Linked DNA regions of Homo sapiens: all the other regions are linked to region 1. The links are chromatin loops, found by intact Hi-C in ENCODE. Cell type or tissue: heart left ventricle. All regions are shown on one strand.

What was found. A loop is a pair of places that touch in the nucleus more often than their neighbours do. Peaks named below come from ENCODE experiments on the same cell type or tissue, not always from the same donor. Only the 100,000 strongest peaks of a DNase experiment are listed, where the experiment ranks them.
Region 2: it touches region 1 in a loop (7-fold over the local background); 44 of 110 quality-filtered maps call a loop at or near these places.
Region 3: it touches region 1 in a loop (6-fold over the local background); 95 of 110 quality-filtered maps call a loop at or near these places.
Region 4: a loop joins it to region 1, with 4 times the contacts of the local background. A loop is called at or near these places in 33 of 110 quality-filtered maps.
Region 5: it touches region 1 in a loop (7-fold over the local background); 39 of 110 quality-filtered maps call a loop at or near these places.

Annotation. Positions count from the first base shown.
Region 1 is chr3:24,235,874-24,239,873 of GRCh38, forward strand. All of the region lies in intron 3 of THRB (thyroid hormone receptor beta), which reads right to left. Among named protein-coding and RNA genes, the nearest start is that of THRB-AS2, 87 kb to the left of the region's middle. In heart left ventricle, a CTCF peak has its summit at 2,324 (motif pointing left); no DNase peak of the experiment used is centred here; H3K27ac peaks cover 1,012 bases.
Region 2 is chr3:24,183,788-24,187,787 of GRCh38, forward strand. All of the region lies in intron 5 of THRB (thyroid hormone receptor beta), which reads right to left. The region is part of intron 3 of THRB-AS2 (THRB antisense RNA 2); the gene reads left to right. Among named protein-coding and RNA genes, the nearest start is that of THRB-AS2, 34 kb to the left of the region's middle. In heart left ventricle, a CTCF peak has its summit at 2,307 (motif pointing right); no DNase peak of the experiment used is centred here; H3K27ac peaks cover 277 bases.
Region 3 is chr3:24,001,339-24,005,338 of GRCh38, forward strand. No RefSeq gene overlaps it. Among named protein-coding and RNA genes, the nearest start is that of NR1D2, 58 kb to the left of the region's middle. In heart left ventricle, no CTCF peak of the experiment used is centred here; no DNase peak of the experiment used is centred here.
Region 4 is chr3:24,067,349-24,071,348 of GRCh38, forward strand. No RefSeq gene overlaps it. Among named protein-coding and RNA genes, the nearest start is that of LINC00691, 34 kb to the right of the region's middle. In heart left ventricle, a CTCF peak has its summit at 1,841 (motif pointing right); no DNase peak of the experiment used is centred here.
Region 5 is chr3:23,887,162-23,891,161 of GRCh38, forward strand. UBE2E1 (ubiquitin conjugating enzyme E2 E1) reads left to right here. Exons shown (of 6, transcript NM_003341.5): 4 at 406-538; 5 at 1,951-2,098; 6 at 3,348-4,000. The coding sequence ends at 3,445. NKIRAS1 (NFKB inhibitor interacting Ras like 1) reads right to left here. Exons shown (of 5, transcript NM_020345.4): 5 at 2,790-4,000. Among named protein-coding and RNA genes, the nearest start is that of NKIRAS1, 28 kb to the right of the region's middle. In heart left ventricle, CTCF peaks have their summits at 1,644 (motif pointing right) and 1,844; no DNase peak of the experiment used is centred here.

The sequences.
Region 1 (4,000 bases):
TAGGTAGCAAGCAACTATTTTTATGAAGTTTATTTGGTATTGTGGGGTGCTGGGTATGACTGGAGTTCATGGGATGGGGCTGAACCCCTCACCCCACCCTGTCCCCACTTGAGCCTTCCCACAGCTCTGTCTGTGGCATCTGGAAGCACAGCTGAATAAATGCAAATGGCTGTCCCCCTAGGTGGGCTGCACCCATGCTAGGAGGGCAGTGAGGCTGTGGATCTCTTGGGGGTAAAAGTGGAGTTTCCCCTTCTTTTCCTTATCCCCCTCATAGGAGGAGAGGGAGAGCTATACATCAAACCTTTGACTCTGGTATTTGGGGAATATTTTAAAGAACAAGTCCAATCCCAGGTATGGAGGAAAGGCTCCTGGACTGGGCGTCATTCCAGATGGCTTTGGGTCTCAGTTTAGTAGTTTGGGGATCATGGACAAGTTCCTTTAACTCTTCAAGCCTCATTTGTAAAGATAAATCACAATTCCTGCCCTCTCAGGATTATGCTGAGGACCAAAGCAATTGGAAAATGCCTGTAAATTTAAAAGGAGGACACAAATGTAAGGTATTGGGAGACTTCTTTATTATTATAGGCATCATCATTATTATAGATGATCTCAACTCCTGGCCAGCCTCAATCATCCCAAAGGCATGGGGGAACTGAAACTCTTGCCTGGTCTAACTTTAAGCTTACCTGAGGTCATTTAAAGACTCAAGAACAATACAGAGCCCACCTCCCCAGATGCTGTCATTACAAAGATTAAAAGGAGGTGAAATTGCTTCTCCTTCACCTGCCCTGCCATTTTCCTCTTGCAAGGCTGAATTTTTGTGAAAAAAAATTTTTCCCTTTCAAGGTTACTTTGCATGTTCATTTAACCTTGCTGTGGGGAGTAAGAAAGTTTGGACACAGAAATAAATTTGTTCCCAAGTCTATAGCATCCTGAGTGCAGCCCCAGTTATCCTTCCCCGAGCCCTTTGCATTTTAATATTAAATCTAGGACCCAATGAAGTGAATAAATAATGGTTGAATTTCTCATGATAGGAATCAGTTAAGAACTCAAATAGGAGAACAGAGGCAAGGTGTTTTCAAATCATACCACGCTGTGATCCACCTTTTGTATTCAGTAAAACTAACCCTATTTGGGAATGTAGTATCAAAAAATCAGTAAGAGAAAAAATATGAAAAGCTAGCGTAGTTAGACTGGGCATGAGCCTAAAGAGGAACATAAAACTCTGAGTTAGTAAAAATGTGGAAAACTAGTGAAAGCTCTGTCTGTACCGTATCCCAGGTATTAATCTGAGTGGGTCACCTCTTGGAGGGGAAGGCAGTCAGAATTTCTCCACTGGGTATGGCAGGAGACTCATGCCCCACATAACAGACTTTAGCAAATGACTGTTGAATGGCAAAGCTATACTTTTCATTTCAGATTTTCAGGCAGTCTCTGTAAGTGTTTTGCCGTCAGGAAGGGAAATAATTCAACCAGGGTCTATGGTTGAAACTGAGCTTAATTTGCTGTTGCTGATATTTCTTTTTATTCTTAGTAAAATAATTCACTTTTACTTCCACTCCACCCACTCTCTCAACTCCAGTTCAACAATCTCATTCTAGAGTTCCCCCTACTCTTTATGTTAGTCAATATCCAGGCCAAATCATTGTCCTCTTCTCTCTCTTCCCCTTCCTCTTCCCCTCTCCTTTTCCACCTCTCTCCCAGACAAAGTCACCATGGCATGTTACAAAGAGCATTGGCCTTGCCACTTAAATATGGGATACTGAGTCAGGAGTAACCATTCCTAAAATGGGAATAAGGCCGTAGCTCTCAAAGGTGACATTGGGTTAAGTGGGACGTGCACACTTAATCCATGGTAGTATTCTATACCCTTCAATGCTGGGTTCTGGGGCTACAAGCAGAGTAAAATCCGATTCCTGTGTTGAGGACTAGGTCAGCAGTGGCAGAGGTGGAATGGGCCTTAAAACAAACAAACAAAGCCCCCTGCAAATCTAAAAGCATCAACCACATCTAATTTATTGTCACATTGAGTGAAACATGGAGCACTTTTAAGCCAAATAAGGTAGTGATAGAAAAGTAAAGAAGAAAACAGCCAGTAAAAATTTTATGAGACCAACCTGAAAGGACCAGCTTGGCCACCTGCTGTTTATAGTGCGGTTTCCTTATGGCTGTCTTTCTCTACAGGTGGACTATCATCTCCGAACACTCCTAAGAAATGGAAGATAGTCTCTTAAGAGGACAGCCCAGAGGTAGTTTGAGGAAACGTCTGACAGCAGGAAAAACAACTTCAGCAGATGCCCCTTTGGCCAAAGCATGCTGTTAAAACTGACTCTACTGACACCTGGTGGAGAGTAGGGTAACTTCTCCCTGCTAAAGAGGGTGTGTGTGTATGTGTGTGTGTGTGTGGGGGGGGGGGGGGTGTGTGGGGTGTGTGTGTGATGAACGGATTGGAAACACATTCATCATGTCAGGGAAATTAATTCCTAAGGAATGAGGGTACCATGCAGAACCACCAGATGCCAGAATATATAATTGTGGTTAGGTGACTCACTGAGACACATGCATGAAAAACAACAAACAAGAATGTGAAAATAAAACATTAAGACTGCAGCAAATGATTTATTATTGATTTTTAAAAAGAGTTTGATAATGAGTAAGACAATAACAAACAATCCACTCCCTTCTGCAACCCTGGATGGTGTCATAAGAAAAGACTCTAGTACTTGACCCCTTGATAGTATCATCTGAAATTTAAAAGAAAATTCAATCTTGTCCCAGGGAGACAGTGTCTCTCAGTCTGAGCCAGTGCTCTGCTGCCTCTGGAATCTGCAGTGAGCTCCTTCAGATTTTTAACCCTGGGATAAAAAGAATAATCTTCCTAAATGGAGTGTTATGAAGACTGCTGTGCTCCTGAAATTCCCTTGAAGATGAAAATAAAATTATCCTAATAAATATAACTGTTTACTACTTCTTCAGTGTCAAATGGGGGGCAGGGGACATGGGGCTACATTGCAAAGCTCTTGCAGAAATTGACTTCGGAAACTTTGTCTCCATTCTCACGCATTAGGTTCTTTTTTTTTTTTTTTGAGACAGAGTCTTGCTCTGTCACCCAGGCTGGAGTGCAGTGGCATGATCTCAGCTCACAGCAATCTCTTTCTCCTGGGTTCAAGCAATTCTCCTATCTCTGCCTCCTGAGTAGTTGGAATTACAGGCACAAGCCACCATGCCTGGCTAAGTTTTGTATTTTAAGTAGACCCAGGGTTTCACCATGTTGGCCAGTCTGGTCTTGAACTCTTGGCCTCAAGTGATCTGCCCACCTCGGCATCTGAAAGTGCTGGGATTACAGGCGTGAGCCACTGCATTCAGTCGCACATTAGGTTCTTGTTTAATTCTGCTTGGTAAAGGTTCTGTTGGCTCTTTATCAGAAATTCCAGTGGCTTTCTGTGAGGTGTCAGGTGCATGGTATAGCACACACAGCCTGAATTTGTCTTTCAACAGTGTGTATCAAAGGTGATTTTCAGGAATGCACCAGAGCAATTAGAGCAATCATTAGTTCCAATTTGCAAGAATTAATCCATCATATTTGGGACACTAAATGAGAATTTACATCATCATTATTATTATTTGATGGAGTCTTGCTATGTTGCCCAGGCTGGTCTCGGACTACTGGTCTTAAGCAATTCTCCTGTCTTGGCCTCTATCATTATTATTTATTATTTTGAAAAATCACAGGAGCCTTGGTTAAGGGTTGTCTCAGGGAGCTAGGATGGGTAGGTCTGGGTAGGAAGGTTATAAAGGAAAGAAGTCCCTCAAAGATGCATATAGTTCTAATTTTCTTTCAGCTTCTCCCCTGCTAATATTTAAATTTAGAATGTGTATTTCCTGCAATGTGATGGCTTGAATGCATGATCCTGCCAGAATGTGTACAGTTAAACTATACCTGGGGACAGTCATGCTGTAACAGAGATTCCCAACTTTCTCAGTGTATGTCACTCTTAGT
Region 2 (4,000 bases), 52 kb before region 1:
GGTTACAGAGGTTAAAAAATTTTCCCTGAGCTGATGATTTAAAGAGCAAGAAATAAACTGAAGCCTAACTGTAAAGCATATGATAATAACATTAAACAAATTTATGCACATCATTATTCATTAATACATTCATTAATATTTATTAATACGTTCTTGTAAAGATTTTTGAATGTGGTTGCATATGGAGTTAATCCTTCTTATTCCGCCCTTTTCTAAGGTATCTACTGAAACAAGTTTGATGTATATCTGGGAACTTTTTTCTGTGCACATTTGTAAACACACAATTATATAGACTTTTAACGTTATAAATGGGATTACACTATTCTTAATGCATGCTTACTTTCAATAAGTATTCCTAAAATCACTTCTTTTAAAAAAGCCTGTTTTTAATTTTTCTGGTGAATGCTTTGGATGTACCACAATTTATTGGAACATTCCCCAGTGGACAGACATTTAGATCGCTTCCAGTTTATCAGTAACAAAAAACAAAGATGCAAAGAACATGTTTGAACAGACTTGTGCCCTGTGTAAGTATTTCCCTGGGACAGAGTATGATGAGAGGTATGGTTGGGTACGTCTGCATCCTTTGGCGTGACAGACACTGTTCAGTTGGCCTTGGAAAGCGTGGGGTGGTCCATCCTCTGCTCTGTGTGCATCTCAACGAAAACTGAAGTTAGATGAACCAGGGCCTTGAATTTCTGATATCTACCTCCCTTTGACATTGCTGTTTCCAGTTTTTTGTTTTTTCTTCCCTCCAATCTCGTGAGTAGCTTTTCTCCCCCTTGGCTTTCTATTTCTGTCTGCCCCAGTATACGTATGGGGTACTCGTCCCTGCCTTTGAAGTATCAAATCACACAGCTATCTGACATATGCCCACAGTGGGGAGAGAGCCATCGTTCTCATGTTGATTGCTAAGGTTCCCAGAGTGCCCTTGAGGTATAAGAATCACTGGCACTCTCAGTTGGGACTGCAGATCCTGATGTATGATGAGTGGGGCAGAGTAGAGAGCAGAGATGGATGGAGCAGATGGTAGTACTGGCGGAAGGGCACAAGCTTTTTAATCCTCCACCTTTTAAAATACTCATTCACCTGGAGATGCCCTTGTATTTTACTTAAGGACAAAGATAGCAATCATCTGCTGAAAATGTGAATGTCTAACATGAAGGATTATAATGCACACAATGACTTGCATTTATGTCTCCAACTTTTAAGACACTTTGTTATTTTGGTAAATGAGAATGGCACATCATTTGAAATTGTCATCACTGATTTGATTCATTTTTTTTGTCTTTATGAAGAGCATGAATTAATAGTTTTCCCCTTTGCTGACATAAGATATTGTTTAAAAAATTACTTTAACTTGTCTAAATCTTGAGGACTGGTTTAATAAAGTATGATACATCTATAAAGAAGAATAATCTATAGCCAATGAAAGTCAGGACTCAGAATATTTAATGACATGGGAAAATGTTCATGATATATTGCTAGGCATTAAAAGCTGGTTAAAATGGTATGCCTAGTATGATCCCAGGTTTATAAAAAATACACATGCACAGAGAAAAGACTGAAATGTAATAAGAATGTGCAGTGCTTACCCTTGGGGAATAGAACTTCAACTGATTTTAAAACATTATTTGCAATTTTAAAAATTTGTAGAAATTTTTTTTCTACCATGAACATATATAGGCTTTTATAATGAGAGGAAGTAACTTGTTCTTAAAATTATTTTAACTGATTCCCTCTTGCCTTCCTGGGTATCTGAGAATCAGTTTTAAAAATATTAAGCACAGAGACATTTCTGTGAGATCACTGATGGCTGCTCTCCTTTTTCTGAGTCCACCAGGGAGGTGGGTGAGTCCCTGCCTTGTTTCTCCCCTTGGGTTTCACTGTTTCAGGGAGGTCCCTGATTGACATAAAAGTGTAAAGGCCTGACTGCCTGGGTTCAGCAGGGCTGGTTAGGTCCAGCTCCAGGGATCCATGCATCCGTCTAGAGCCCATCCTTGTGGGACTGGGGAGACCCTGTGGTTCCCAGAGAGAAGTACAGTAGGGCATGAGAGGGTAGAGGGGTGAAGCCTTGTAAGACTTCAGGGGAGGATCAGGGCCCCAGTCAAACAGTGTGGGGTTCTCAGAAGGGCTCAAGTCCCAGGGTGATCTGTTATTAGGCAGTGACTAAGCAGACCTTCCAGCTGGCAATTGAGATAAGCTAGGCCCAAAGACAGGCCCAACCAAGAATGGAGGGACTCAAGTGGCTCCCCACGTGCAGTCAGGGAAGGGAAGAAAAATGCACATTTCCTAAGTGCCCACCAGGTGGCAGACCCTTTCCTGTGCAACGAGTTGAAGAGTATTTTCAAGCTCGTCATGATACCCAGGTATTAAGAATCTGCACTGGGCTGGCAAGAACATAGAAGGCTGGGCCCCTCTCTAGAGATTCACTAGTCTGGGTGGGGCCTGAGAATCTTATTTCTACCAAGCTCCAGGTTCTCCTAGTGCCACTGATTGGTACTACCACACTTTCAGTAGCACTGGATATATCGTCTCAGACTGGGAAGGGAGGAGGAGGACAAGGAGTAGGATGTGGTCCTTATGGCTGAGCAATTGGTTCAAATTGTGATTAAAGTGCCAAGGAAGTGTGGCATGGAAAGAGCGGGTGTGGGTGGGTGGGGTGAGTTGCAGAAGGGAATGGGTCACTTGCTCCTGGTTAAAATAGCCTCTGATACTCCAGCAGATTCAACAGAGATCTGTTGTGAGATCTGCAACAGAATGTAAGGGCTCTTCCATAGCTCTCATTCTAATTAAATGTGTTACCAATTAATTCACTTAGGATGCTTACAGCAGACAGAAGCATAGGTATATGCAGGTTAAAATAAAAGCAGTAAGGCCGGGTGCAGTGGCTCATGCCTGTAATCTCACCACTTTGGGAGGCTGAGGTGGGTGGATCACCTGAGCTCAGGAGTTTGAGACCTGCCTGGCCAACATGGCGAAATCCTGTCTCTACTAAAAATACAAAAATTAGCTGGGCATGTGGTGCATGCTTGTAATCCCAGCTACTCAGGAGGCTGAGGCAGGAGAATTGCTTGAACCTGGGAGGTAGAGGTTGCAGTGAGCCGAGATTGCGCCACTGCACTCCATCCTGGGCAACAGAGCAAGACTCCATTTCAAAAAAAAAAAAAAAAAAAAAAAGCAGTATTCAGAACAAAATGAAAAACAAAACCTTAGATAGCTACCCAAAACCCTAAAGAAACAATATTTAGAGTACTATCAACTATTTGAAGTGAAAGACTATTTTAAAAATCTGGTCCATTATGGAGCAATACATGGTTCTACTGCACAGGACTTTTACATAGTTCAAACCACATGTGACTGACCAGGCAAGTTTGACAATCCCCAACTAACTGTCTATATCCTGTTCAGTGAAATGAATTCACTGATCATGCATTTGGATGCCAGTGGCAATGTCAAACTGCTATAAAAGTTCCTAAAGCTTACTCTCAGTTTCTGTATTTGCATCAATAGAAATGGTAATAACCACTTTGCAGAAGAGTGCCAGTCCCCAAACCACGCTTAGAAGTGCACTGGTCTAGCCTGGCTAGATGACTGATCTGGCAGATGGGCTCACTGCACAGCTTCAAGGAAGTCAATTTGTTCTTTGGATCCTGTTGTGCAGAATTAACTTTTGTATCCTCAGGACTATTTTGTTCGTATCATTTCTACATGGGGTCCTTGGAATAGGGCTAGTTGGATGTCCTTTTGGCCCTGCTGCCATTTTCTTATGCTTGGACATCAAGGGCAATATCCTGTATACAGTAGGCACTCAATAAACACCGATGAGTGAATGCATAGATTACTAGCCCAAGACTGAGATGTCAAGCATTCTTGTGGGATACACAGCCATCTAGGAAATAAATGCCCAACATGGATGAACATCAAAATATAACTCTCTTCATAGTAACTATATAGAGCTGACAAGCAGAGCAGATGGAGAACCAACTCTATAAGGAAA
Region 3 (4,000 bases), 230 kb before region 1:
TGGTAATTCCATTATCTCTGTTATTTCTGATTCTGTTTCTATTGACTAACTTTTCTCCTGGTTTGAATCAGATTTTCCTACTTCTTTGCATGTCTAGTAATTTTTAAATTAGATGTCGACATTATGAATGATATTTCGTTGAGGGTTTGGATTTTGTTGTCTAAGTAGTGTTGAAGTTTGTTTCGGTGGGCAGTAAACTTACTTGCAGATCAGCTTGATTTTTCTCTAGGCTTGATTTTCAGCTTGTTAGGTCTGGTCCAGAGTAGCTTTTACTCTACCACTAAGGCGTGACACTCTGGGGTCACTCTGAATGCCCTTGTATTCAGTGAGTCCTCTCTACTTTGGCCGAGAGGAGATCAAAACATCTCTCAACCCTAAATGGGCTCTGAGAATGTTCATCTCAGAGCTACCTGAAAGTTGTCAAGTTGTCTTTTTTTTTTTTTTTTTTTTTTTTGGCTTCATGGAGCTTTGCCCTAACTGTGTATGGCTTAGTATTCAGTCAAACACTTGAGGAGAACCTTGCGCAGATTTCTGTAAAGTTTTCTCTGTATAGCTCCCTCCTCTCTGGTACGCTGGCCAATAAATTCCAGCTACCTTAGCCTCCCTGTGTTAGTCAGGGCTCACCAGAGAAACCAAACCAATAGGATATACAGAGATATATAAAAGTATATTTATTATGGGAATTGGGTCACACAGTTTTGGAGGCCAAGAAGTCCCGTGATATGCTGCCTGAAAGCTGGAGAACCAGGAAAGCCAGCAGCATAGTTCAGTCTGAATCCAAAGGCCTGAGAATCAGAGAAGGCAACTGGGTAACTCCCAGCCCAAGTCTGGGAGTGAGGCGGGCATTGGTATCAGTCCCAGAGTCTGAAGGCTCAAGAACCGGGAGCTCTAACGTCCAAGGGCAGGAGAAGGAGAATGTTCCAGTGAGAGAGAGAGGAGAGACACACACACACACACACACACAGAGAGGAGAGAGAGAGAGAAAGACACACACACACACACACACACACACAGAGAGAGAGAGAGAGAGAGAGAATTGCCGTTCTTTCTTTCATCTTTTTGTTCTATCAGGGTTCTCAATGGATTGGATGATGCCCACCTCAGTGGCTCTTCTTTACTCAGTCTACTGATTCTAATGCTTGTCTCTTCTGGAATCATCCTCACAGGAACAGCCAGCAATGTTTTTACCAGATCCCTGGGTATCCCTTAATTCAGTAAAGTTGACACATAAACACTTAACCATCAAACTCCCCAAATGCCTATCTTTGTCTACTCAACTCAGTGAGTCTTCCAGGTTCTATCTGGGTTCCTTTCCCTCTGCCAAGGTCCATGAATGGCCTCCAAGCAGAAACCTAGGGCAATTGTAGAGAGGGTTCCCCTTGTTTGTCTCTCTTCTCTCAGGTATCACAGTCCCGCTCTGCCTGGGGCCAACTATGTCATATATTTTGCCCAGTTTTCTAGATGTTTATAGTGGGAGGGTATGTCCTGTACCAGTTACTACTCCATGAGTGAATGTAGCAATCTGTATACCTTCATTTGGTTAATTCCTACTTGCCTGACTTTTAAGGTGCAATTCAGCCACCATCTCCCTTGGGACACTTTCTGGGTTTCCACCAGTTTGACTTAAGGGCTCCTTCATCTGCTGAGTTATGCTTCCTCCTTTTCCCCCTGACTCCACAGAACCGTAAGCTTCTTGAGGATATAGATTGTAGTTTCTCAGCATCTTCAGCCTCTAGTGTGGCACTTAGAGCATAGTAGGTGCTCAGTAAATGCTCATTGACTAAATGGATAAAGTACATGGAATTGTGCCAGATTCTAATTTTTTGACTTTAAGATCTATCAAGGGTGCTCCTCATTCATCCTCTACTTACAAGTCCTCTTTCCTGGTCTCTCAAACATAAGAAAAAGTTACTGCATACCCTCCCCACAACCCTACCCATGGCTTGTACAGGAAATATGGAGGAAGTCTGCTTGCTCTAAGTCATGTTTAAAAAAACTCTTTTTTTAGATTCAGGGGCTACATGTGCAGGTACTTGTTACCTGGCTATATTGTGTGATGCTGAGGTTTGGGATATGAATTATCCTATCACCCAAGTACTGAACATAGTACCCAATAGTTAGTTTTTGAACCCTTGCCTGCCTCCCTCCCCACTCTAGCAGCCTCTAGTTTCTATTGTTGCCATCTTTATGTCTATGAGTACCCAGTGTTTAGCTCCCACTTATAAGTGAGAACATGCGGTATTGGTTTTCTGTTCCTGGGTTAGTTCATTTAGGATTATGGCCTCCAGCTACATCCATGTTGCTGCAAAGGACATGATATCATTCCTTTTTTATGACTGCATACTATTCCGTGATGCATTTGTACCACATTTTCTCTAAGTTATTTTTATCATGCGGCAGACATGACTAACTATCCATCAAAATATGTGACCCCCTGCCATAGATAGGATTGTCCCTGGGATAGGGTTGCCAGATTTAGCAAACAAACTTGAAAAACAAGATACCCAGTGAAATTTGAACTTCAAATACAATATGGGGGACATTCTTATATTAAAACACCATTCACTTTTTTTTTTTGACGGAGTTTTGCTCTTGTTGCCTAGGCTGGAGTGCAATGGTGCGACCTCAGCTCACTGCAACCTCCACCTCTCGGGTTCAAGCAATTCTCCCGTCTCAGCCTCCCAAGTAGGTGGGATTACAGGCGTGTGCCACCACGCCTGGCTAATTTTGTATTTTTAGTAGAGATAGGGTTTCTCCATGTTGGTCGGGCTGGTCTCGAACTCCTGAACTCAGGTGATCTGCCCACCTTGGCCTCCCAAAGTGCTGGGATTACAGACGTGAGCCACCACGCCCAGCCAAAACATCATTCACTTTTGACTGAAACTGAAATTTAACTAGGCGTCCTGTATTTTGTCTGGCAATGCTACACTTGGGAGCAGTTGCTCAGCTAGGGACTCTAATTCTCAGCTTCTTTGCATGTGAGTAGTTCTTACCAATGGCATATAGTGAGAAATGATGTGTAATGTGTGCCACTTCCTGGCTGAGGTGGTTAAGATGTGTGTTCTCCACTTTCTTTTTCCACTTCTGCCTGTATGCAGAAGACCTGTGAGGCCCTAGGGGAGGAACAGGTCACAAGGAGAAAGCCTGAGTCTCCACACTGCAAACGGACAAGAGCTGCTTTGGACTGTTCTGTGGGTGAAAAATCAATACAGTTAAATCTGCAAAACTGTGGGGTTTATTTGTTATGGCAGTTAGTAGTACTCTATTTTATGTTCCATTAAAAATTGATACATGAATATTTTCTCCAAGGTTCTATATTGCCTACTTTACAGCTATAGTTGAATATCTCAAAGGTGTCTCAAATGGCATGTCCAAGCCTGAATTTGTGATTTCACCAGCTTCAGGTTAATCCTGTGCTCTTTATCTCAGTGGATTGCATAACCATCCATCTAGTCTTGACACCTCCTTTGCTCTTACCCTTAGTATCCAATCCACTAATAACTTCTATACATATTACCTTCTAAATACATTTTTTCTTTTTCTAAATACATTTTATTTTTATTTTTTGAGATTGAGTCTCACTCTGTTGCCCAGGCTGGAGTGTAGTGGCACAATCTCAGCTCACCACAACCTCTGCCTCCTGAGTTCAAATGATACTCCTGCCTCAACCTCCCGAGTAGCTGGGATTACAGGGGTCCGCCATCATGCCCAGCTAATTTTTGTATTTTTAGTAGAGATGGGGTTTCACCATGTTGGCCAGGCTGGTCTTGAACTTCTGACCTCAAGTGATCCGCCTGCCTCAGCCTCCGAAAGTGCTGGGGTTACAGGCATAAGCCACCATGGCTGGCCTGTAAATACATTTTAAATTGGCCCATCGCCTTCTATTTTCTTTGCCACCACCTGTATCTTTTGTGTGGCCTATGGCTATTGTCCACATTCTCTTACCCTCTTATTCAGTACGGCCTCTCAGCCAATCCAGTTTTCTCTCTTGCAGCCAGAG
Region 4 (4,000 bases), 170 kb before region 1:
AGAAACAGAACCAATAGGATATATGTGTGTGTGTGTTTGTTGATTTATTATGAGGAATTGTCTCATATGATTATGGAGGTACAGTGCAGTTGGACGGCTTGAAACTCAGCAGAATCTATGGCGTGGTTCTAGTTCCTGAGAATCAGGAGAGCTGATAATGTAAGTTTCAGTCTAAAAGCTAGCAGGCTTGAGACCTAAGAAAGGCCAATGTTTCAGTTCAAGTCTAAAGACAGGAAAAGTCTGATGTCTCATCTTACAGCAGTCAGGCAGCAGGAGTTCCCTCTTACCTCGTGTTTTTGTTCTACTCAGGCCTGCAATTGACTGGATAAGGCCTATCCACATTAGGCAGGGCGGTGCCCTTTACTCAGTCTGCTGATTCAGATGTTATTCTCATTGAGAAACACTCTCACAGATAAATACAGAATAGTGCTTGACTATATGCCTGGGCACCGTGTGGCCCAGTCTAGTTGACATATAAAATTAACCAGTGTGGGTGGGCTTTTACATAATCAATGCTTTACAGTTTATATTGACTGTTTATTCATAGCTCTGAGACAAATTATTTTTGTAACAATTTTGTAGGTGAGGAAACTAGGTCCAGGGAGATACCCAAGCAACTTGTCCACGAATGAGCCAAGTCTAGAGCCTAATGATTACTGACATTAAATTCAGCTTTTTCTACCACTTTGTAATATAATTGTAGAGGTGGTATTGTGGATATAGTGGCTTAGAAACTGGGCTTCGAAATTATTCTGCATGGGTTTGAATGTCACCTCATCTACTTATTAATCGTGGGGCCTTGGGAAAGTTACTTAGATTTTTTTAAACATTTGTTTCCAAACCTTTACATTGGGATTTATCTAAAATTCGTATGGAAGATGAAGAGTAAAGATGAGGCAAGACTATTTGAAAGATATCAGCGATAGGGAGAGATTAATTCTGCCTGATATTAAGACTACTTATGAAATTATCGCATTAAAATGAAATAGTATCAGCCTAGAGATAGACCAGTAAAAGCAGACTAAGAAAGCAGAACACAGAGCCTAGAAACAGACCTACAACATGTGGGAATGTGCATTAAGTCAAAGGTAGCATTAAAATCAGTGGAGAACACATAGATGGATTAATCAATAAAGGGGGCTCAGATAATTGATGGTTCATATTGGATAAGATAAAATTAGATAACTACCATATGTAAAGATACATTCAGATGTACTAAAACCTGAATGTGAAAAGGAAAATATAGAAAAATGTTATGATAATTGGGTAGGGCGAGATTTCTTATACAAAGCAAAAAATGGACACACACATACACACACAGAAAAAGGGAGGATTAATGTATCCATGGACATTAAAAATAAAGCAAAAACCAAACAAAACTTCTGTTCAACAAATGATACTGTGAGCAAAGACAAACTCAGACTAAGATATTTATAATGCATATAATCAACAGAAAAATGCAATCTATAAATAGAATATATATAAAAGTCACAAATTGTAAGAAAAAGGCAAACAACTCAATAGAAAGTAGGTAAATGTTATAAACTGGCAATGTAGGGAGGAGAAACCTGAATAGTCAAAGCACATATGAAAAATATTGAAACACATTTGTAATTTGGCTTATGAAAGTTGAAACATTCATTAGAAACTATTTCACAACCATCAGACTGCCCCAAGATTAAGAAATTAGATAACACCAAGTGTTTTCAAGGATGTGGAGAAAGTCACTTTTATACTTTGCTGATGGAAGTATAAACAAGTATAACTCATTTGGAGAAAGAAAATAGAAATATATAACAAAGCTGAAGATGAACATACTCTATTTTCATACTCTACACCAGGGGTCAGCAAACTATGGCCTTTGGGCCAAATCTGGCCCGCCACCTGTTTTGTTAAATCAACTCTTATAAAAACCCAGCTGTGTGCATGCTTATTCGTTTATACAATGTTGATGACTGTTTTCATGCTACCTGACAGAGTAATGGCAACAGAGACCATATGGCCCACAAAGCCTGAACTATTTGCTACCTGTCTCTTTACAGAAAAAGGTTTCTGATTCCTGCCCTTGATTTTAGAGAAACTCTCATATGCATACACACTGAAAAATGCCCAAGGATATTCTTTGCTACTGTTTTTGATTAAAAAAATAGGATATATCCTTTTTTCACCAGTAGAAGGGATAAATAAAATGTGTTCTTTTTTCTTTTTTTCAATTTTTTTCTATAGTAGAATACTATACAGTAATTAAAATAACTAGACATGTATGAAATAACTAGTACAGATATCAATATGGATAAATTTCAACATACTGGTAAGTGGAAAAAAGCAAGTTTCAAAATAATACCCACTATTATAACTACCTTGTTCTTCTCCTCCTTGGTCCCATGAAATAATTGTTTTACACAGTGATTGTCAGTGGATTGGAATCATTAGTTATATGTAGGTGGGGAATGATCACTATCATGAATGTCACTATAAATGGAACAACAACATATTGGGTAACTCCTGATGTAATGCATTTATAAAATACACTTTGTCTATGAAATATTTTTGACCAAAAAAATGAAACTAAATCTAACCAAGCTTCTAGAGTTAATTACACTACAGAGTAGCAAAGGGACACATTTGGGATGTGGGGCATTATGCAGGAATATTATGTGGATTTTGCAAATCACAGGGAAATGCTAAAGGGAAAAAAGTGTGCGTGTGTGTGTGTGTGCATGTGTGCTCCTTTAGGTTAAAAGAAACTCAAACATAAACAAATGTAGTGTATTACATTGTTTATACCTTGATTCAAACAAATCAACTGTGAAAGAAATTTTTAAGACAGTTAGGGAAATTGGGTTGTAGTATGGGTTGATATCTTAGGTGTGATAATGTGATTGTATTTATGTTTAGATTTTCAGAGAAATGCATACTGCATACAATACATAGCAGTGAAATTATACAACGTAATTTTTTTGAAGAAGCGATTTTATTTATTTATTTATTATTTTTCTTCCAACTTTTATTTTAGATCCAGGGGATATATGTGCAGGTTTGACAAGGATAAATTGCATGTCACTGGGGTTTGGGTAATAAAATGATTTTATTACCCAGGTAGTGAGCATAGTACCCAATAGATAGTTTTCTATCCTCCCCCTCCTCCTACCCTCTACCCTTAAGTAAGCCCTGGTATCTATTCTTCCCCTTTTTGTGTCCATGTGTACTCAGTGTTTAGCTCCAACTTCTAAGTGAGAACATGCAGTATTTGTTTTTTCATTCCTGCATCAATTTTCTTAGGACAATCGCCTCCAGCTGCATCTGTTTTGCTGCAAGGGACATGATTTCATCTCTTGTATTGCTGTGTAGTATTCCATGGTGTATATGTACCACATTTTCTTTATCCAGTCCACCGTTGACGGGCATGTAGGTTGATCCTATGTCTTTGCTATTGTGAAAAGTGCTGTGATAAACAGACAACTGCATGTATCTTTATGGTAGAATGATTTATATTCCTTTGGGTATATACCCAATAATGGGATTGCTGGGTCAAATGTATGTAATTTATTTTAAAATACTTCAGCAAAAAAAACCAAAAAAAAACTATGAAAAAACAAGAGCTGATTAAGCAAATGTAGCAAAGTTTTGATAATTATTGAATTTGGGTGACGAATTTACAGAAGTTTGCTGTGTTACTCTCTCTACTTTTTTAATATTTGAAGATTTTCATAATAAAAAAGGCTCTTTTCAGAATTTGACCATTTTCTCACTCCTTACACTATTACTATCCTGGTTCAAGCCATCACCTTCTTTTTTTTTTTTGAGTATTTAAGTTTTATTCAGGTTTCACTTTATATTATATTTTAGTGTTGTTTGAGTTATTTACTTGAAAATGTCTGATACTATTTTTTCTTTTCTTATTATTTGTATTTGCATATATTTTCACAAATTTTTATGTAACTTCAAAGTAACCATTTTCAAGACTTAAGTTTTTAAGAATATTTTTAGGTTCACAGCA
Region 5 (4,000 bases), 350 kb before region 1:
TGAAACTTCTGTGCTTAAAATGGTCATAAGTGATGTAGCTGTGAGCAAAAACTGCTCGCATTTGTCACTAATTTCGCTTCTAGGTGCTGAGATGTGTTTCCCATTTTAAGTATTGTTTACACTTTCCTACGTGTCCAGGAGAGTTTTGAGAATTGAGGAAAGTTTCCTGCTTATTCGTAGCTAGGTAGGCTTAGAATGGTTTTAACATTCTTTTATCATCCAGTTTGCTTGACCAATGGCTATGGGTTTGTTGCAGTTCTGCATCCGTTTCTGTACTTGTTTTGTAAAGAGAATCCACACAGTAAACAAAAGAGAGGAGAGAGGTAATCTTTCCATCTCTTTTAATACACTGTAAAAATTGGGATAGTGCCACCATCTGCTTATTTGTTGACGTATTATTCACAGTGCTGGTCCCAAAGGCGATAACATCTATGAATGGAGATCAACCATTCTAGGGCCTCCAGGATCCGTGTATGAGGGTGGTGTATTCTTTCTCGATATCACTTTTACACCAGAATATCCCTTCAAGCCTCCAAAGGTAAGAAATCTCCCTGTATGCTCAAATTTACTAATTCCCACAAGAGAGCAACTGTTGAGGTTTTTCTAAATTTAATTTTTAATCACAGAAACTAGATTTATCTTATGTCCTAATAGATCTGAGTATTTTAACATATACAAAACACTTCTTTAGGTTGATTTTGCCTTATCTGGCAGAGACCATTCTAGGATTAAGTGCTTTGTTTTGATGGTGCTTAAAATTGTGCTATTTATAGTAATATTGTCAGCAACCTAGAATTAATCCCCTGTTTTCCAGCCCATAGAGAAATGTTTTTGAACCTTTCTCGAGGTTAAAAATGGTGTCAAGCCAGGTGCAGTGGTGTGCACCTGTAGTCCAGCTACTTGGGAGGATTGTTTGAGCCCAAGAGTTTGAGTCCAGTCTGGGCAACAAAGCAAGACCCCAAAAAAAGGCAGGGCAGGTCAGGGGGCCAAACAACTAGAGAATCAGAATCTCTTCCCAAAGCTTTGGATTCTGTTGTGCTCCCTGTCATGTTTTGGTCTTGTTCCTTTACCTCCAGGCCTCAGTTTTCTTTCTAGGACAGGTGAGGATTGCCCAAGTCACCCATCTCCTGTACTCAATCTATGATTCTCATTCAGTCAGAAAGAAAACCCCGTCTTGGGGATTAGGTAGACTGCCAGATAAAAGTACAACTGCAGCAACAAGAAGTAATCGAAAGTCACTTTTTTAAAAAATTGGTAAAATTACAGGTAATTTTTACTTTGTGTTTTGGTATATTTCACAAATAAAAATTAAGAGACCCAAATAACACCAGCTTATGTGACTTGTGTTCTGCTGTGGTCCTTGCCCATTACTGGCTCTGCATCCATGGACACTCGATTATATAATAGTAAATTCTGTGATGTAGGTAGACAGGATGTCTATAGGACCTGATGTAACGGTCAGAAAAAAGCAGAAATAGACTTCTCTTCAAATTTTGTTCAGCCTTTTGGGTGTAGTCATTGTTTGCTAAGTATGTTGTTTAATTATCTTTATGTACCCATTATGTTGCACTTCAGTTTTTAAGAGGTATTTATGATTCTCAGTATTTTAAAGCTTACTTTGAGGCAGTGTAGTACTACCAGCTAACACAAGAGGTCAGCAAACAATTAGCTATTCAAACTTGGAAATGTTAATATTTAAAAGATTTAAAATTGCTAAAGATGAAATTAGGAAGTACTGAACTTACCGTCAGTGGACATAACATTTTAAATGAAATTGACACAGTCCCTGAGATGGTATCAATGAACACTTTCTAATCAAATTTATTGTCTATCTTCTTGACAGCTTTAATTAAAACTGCTTTTAGTCACCTTCTTAAGGGTCATTCAGTTGAATATTTAGTAACAAGTTTGTTTGCTGTTTAAATATTGTCTGTCACTTGTTTTTTTTAGGTTACATTTCGGACAAGAATCTATCATTGTAATATTAACAGTCAAGGTGTTATTTGCTTGGACATATTGAAAGATAATTGGAGTCCAGCACTAACCATTTCTAAAGTCCTCCTTTCTATCTGCTCACTTCTTACAGACTGTAATCCTGGTAAGGTTCATAATTCTTTACCTTGTTTTATTCTTCCTTACCTGAAAAATACTTGTTTCCAAAAGCTTTCAAAGGACAAAACTAATTTTTCTGCACAAGTTTGTGAATACAAAAACTAATCGGCTTTTCAAAAGAAAGTTTTAATCAAGTTCAGTCTACTAGTTGAGACACACAACTTCATTAATCAGTATATTCTAGCAACAAGGTATTTTAAACTGAAGACTGACGTAAGTTTGCCTTGGGCTTTTAGTTTCAATTATTCTTCCTCCTTTTTTTTTCCTGTTGCTTAATTTCCCATAGAGTTCTTATAAAACAAATCAGACACTTCTAAATGTCGAGTCATCTGCCTGGCAAGCCTCACCTGTGCCTCTGGGGTTCAGTGAGCATGTGTCCCATAGCTGGTCACTGAGATGGCACTCAATTTTGAAAATGGTAGTTGTTAAATACTTAGTGACTATTGAATTGTGACTTTTTTGGGACTTCATTTCATTTAAAAAATATTTTTCTGTAGTCACAGCTACTAGGGTGGCTGAGGTGTCAGGATTGTTTGAACCCAGAAGGTCAAAGCTGCAGTGAGCCATGAGCATGTCACTGCACTGCATTCCAGCCTGGGTGGCAAAGCGAGACCCTGTCTCAAAAAATATATATATATACACATATGTATATATATACACACACACAGACAAATATATTTTCTAGGTAAACCAAATATAAATTTATTAAAGATCCTAAGATTCAGAGAAATACTATACTTAATTGGAGGTCCAGGTTTTGCCTGGCAACCTGGCTCTTTAACCAGCGTAAAGGTTAATAGTGTTGCACTGCAACAGCCCCGAAGACTTCACAGTATTCACAATGCCGTTAACTGGTGACATTGAGCTAAGGGTCACATGAACACAGCTGGATGTTCATTGCAGTCTGAAGCCTTGACCGTTCCAGTCTCTACTGAACTCAGCCTAACACATAAGAGTAAAGAAACTCCAATTGAGTGTTGTTTGTTGGGAGAAAAATGGAATGAACTAAGATAAAGACAGACCAGTACACTAAAGCCTAAGCATTCCCTCTTCCCCCAACGTTATGTTTTTTTGAAATTTTGATGGAAAAATATCCAGCATGGTGGAGTGGTGTTTCGAAGATGGGTTTGATCACACATACTTTGTCGTACGTATCTACCCAAGCTGTCACTATTCGCTAAAGTTTAAAATGTTCTTTTCCTTTCTCCAAAGTAATCTACATTCTTTTCTTCCAGCCGACCCCTTGGTGGGAAGTATTGCCACTCAGTATATGACCAACAGAGCAGAACATGACAGAATGGCCAGACAGTGGACCAAGAGATACGCTACATAAATTGGGGTTTCACAATTCTTACATTATTTGTCTGTCACAGAAGAGAGCTGCTTATGATTTTGAAGGGGTCAGGGAGGGTGGGAGTTGGTAAAGAGTAGGGTATTTCTATAACAGATATTATTCAGTCTTATTTCCTAAGATTTTGTTGTAACTTAAGGTATCTTGCTACAGTAGACAGAATTGGTAATAGCAACTTTTAAAATTGTCATTAGTTCTGCAATATTAGCTGAAATGTAGTACAGAAAAGAATGTACATTTAGACATTTGGGTTCAGTTGCTTGTAGTCTGTAAATTTAAAACAGCTTAATTTGGTACAGGTTACACATATGGCCATTTATGTAAAGTCCCTCTAAGACTACATACTTTTTGTTTAAAACAAAATTGGAATTTGTTTTCCCTTCTTGGAAGGGAACATTGATATTTAACAGAGTTTTTAGAGATTGTCATCTCATATATATAAAATGGACACGTGGCTATAAAACACCATATAAGAGATGAGTAGTGCGTTTTATTTTATATGCCAATCTACTTTGTTTAAAAAAGGTCTGAATCAGG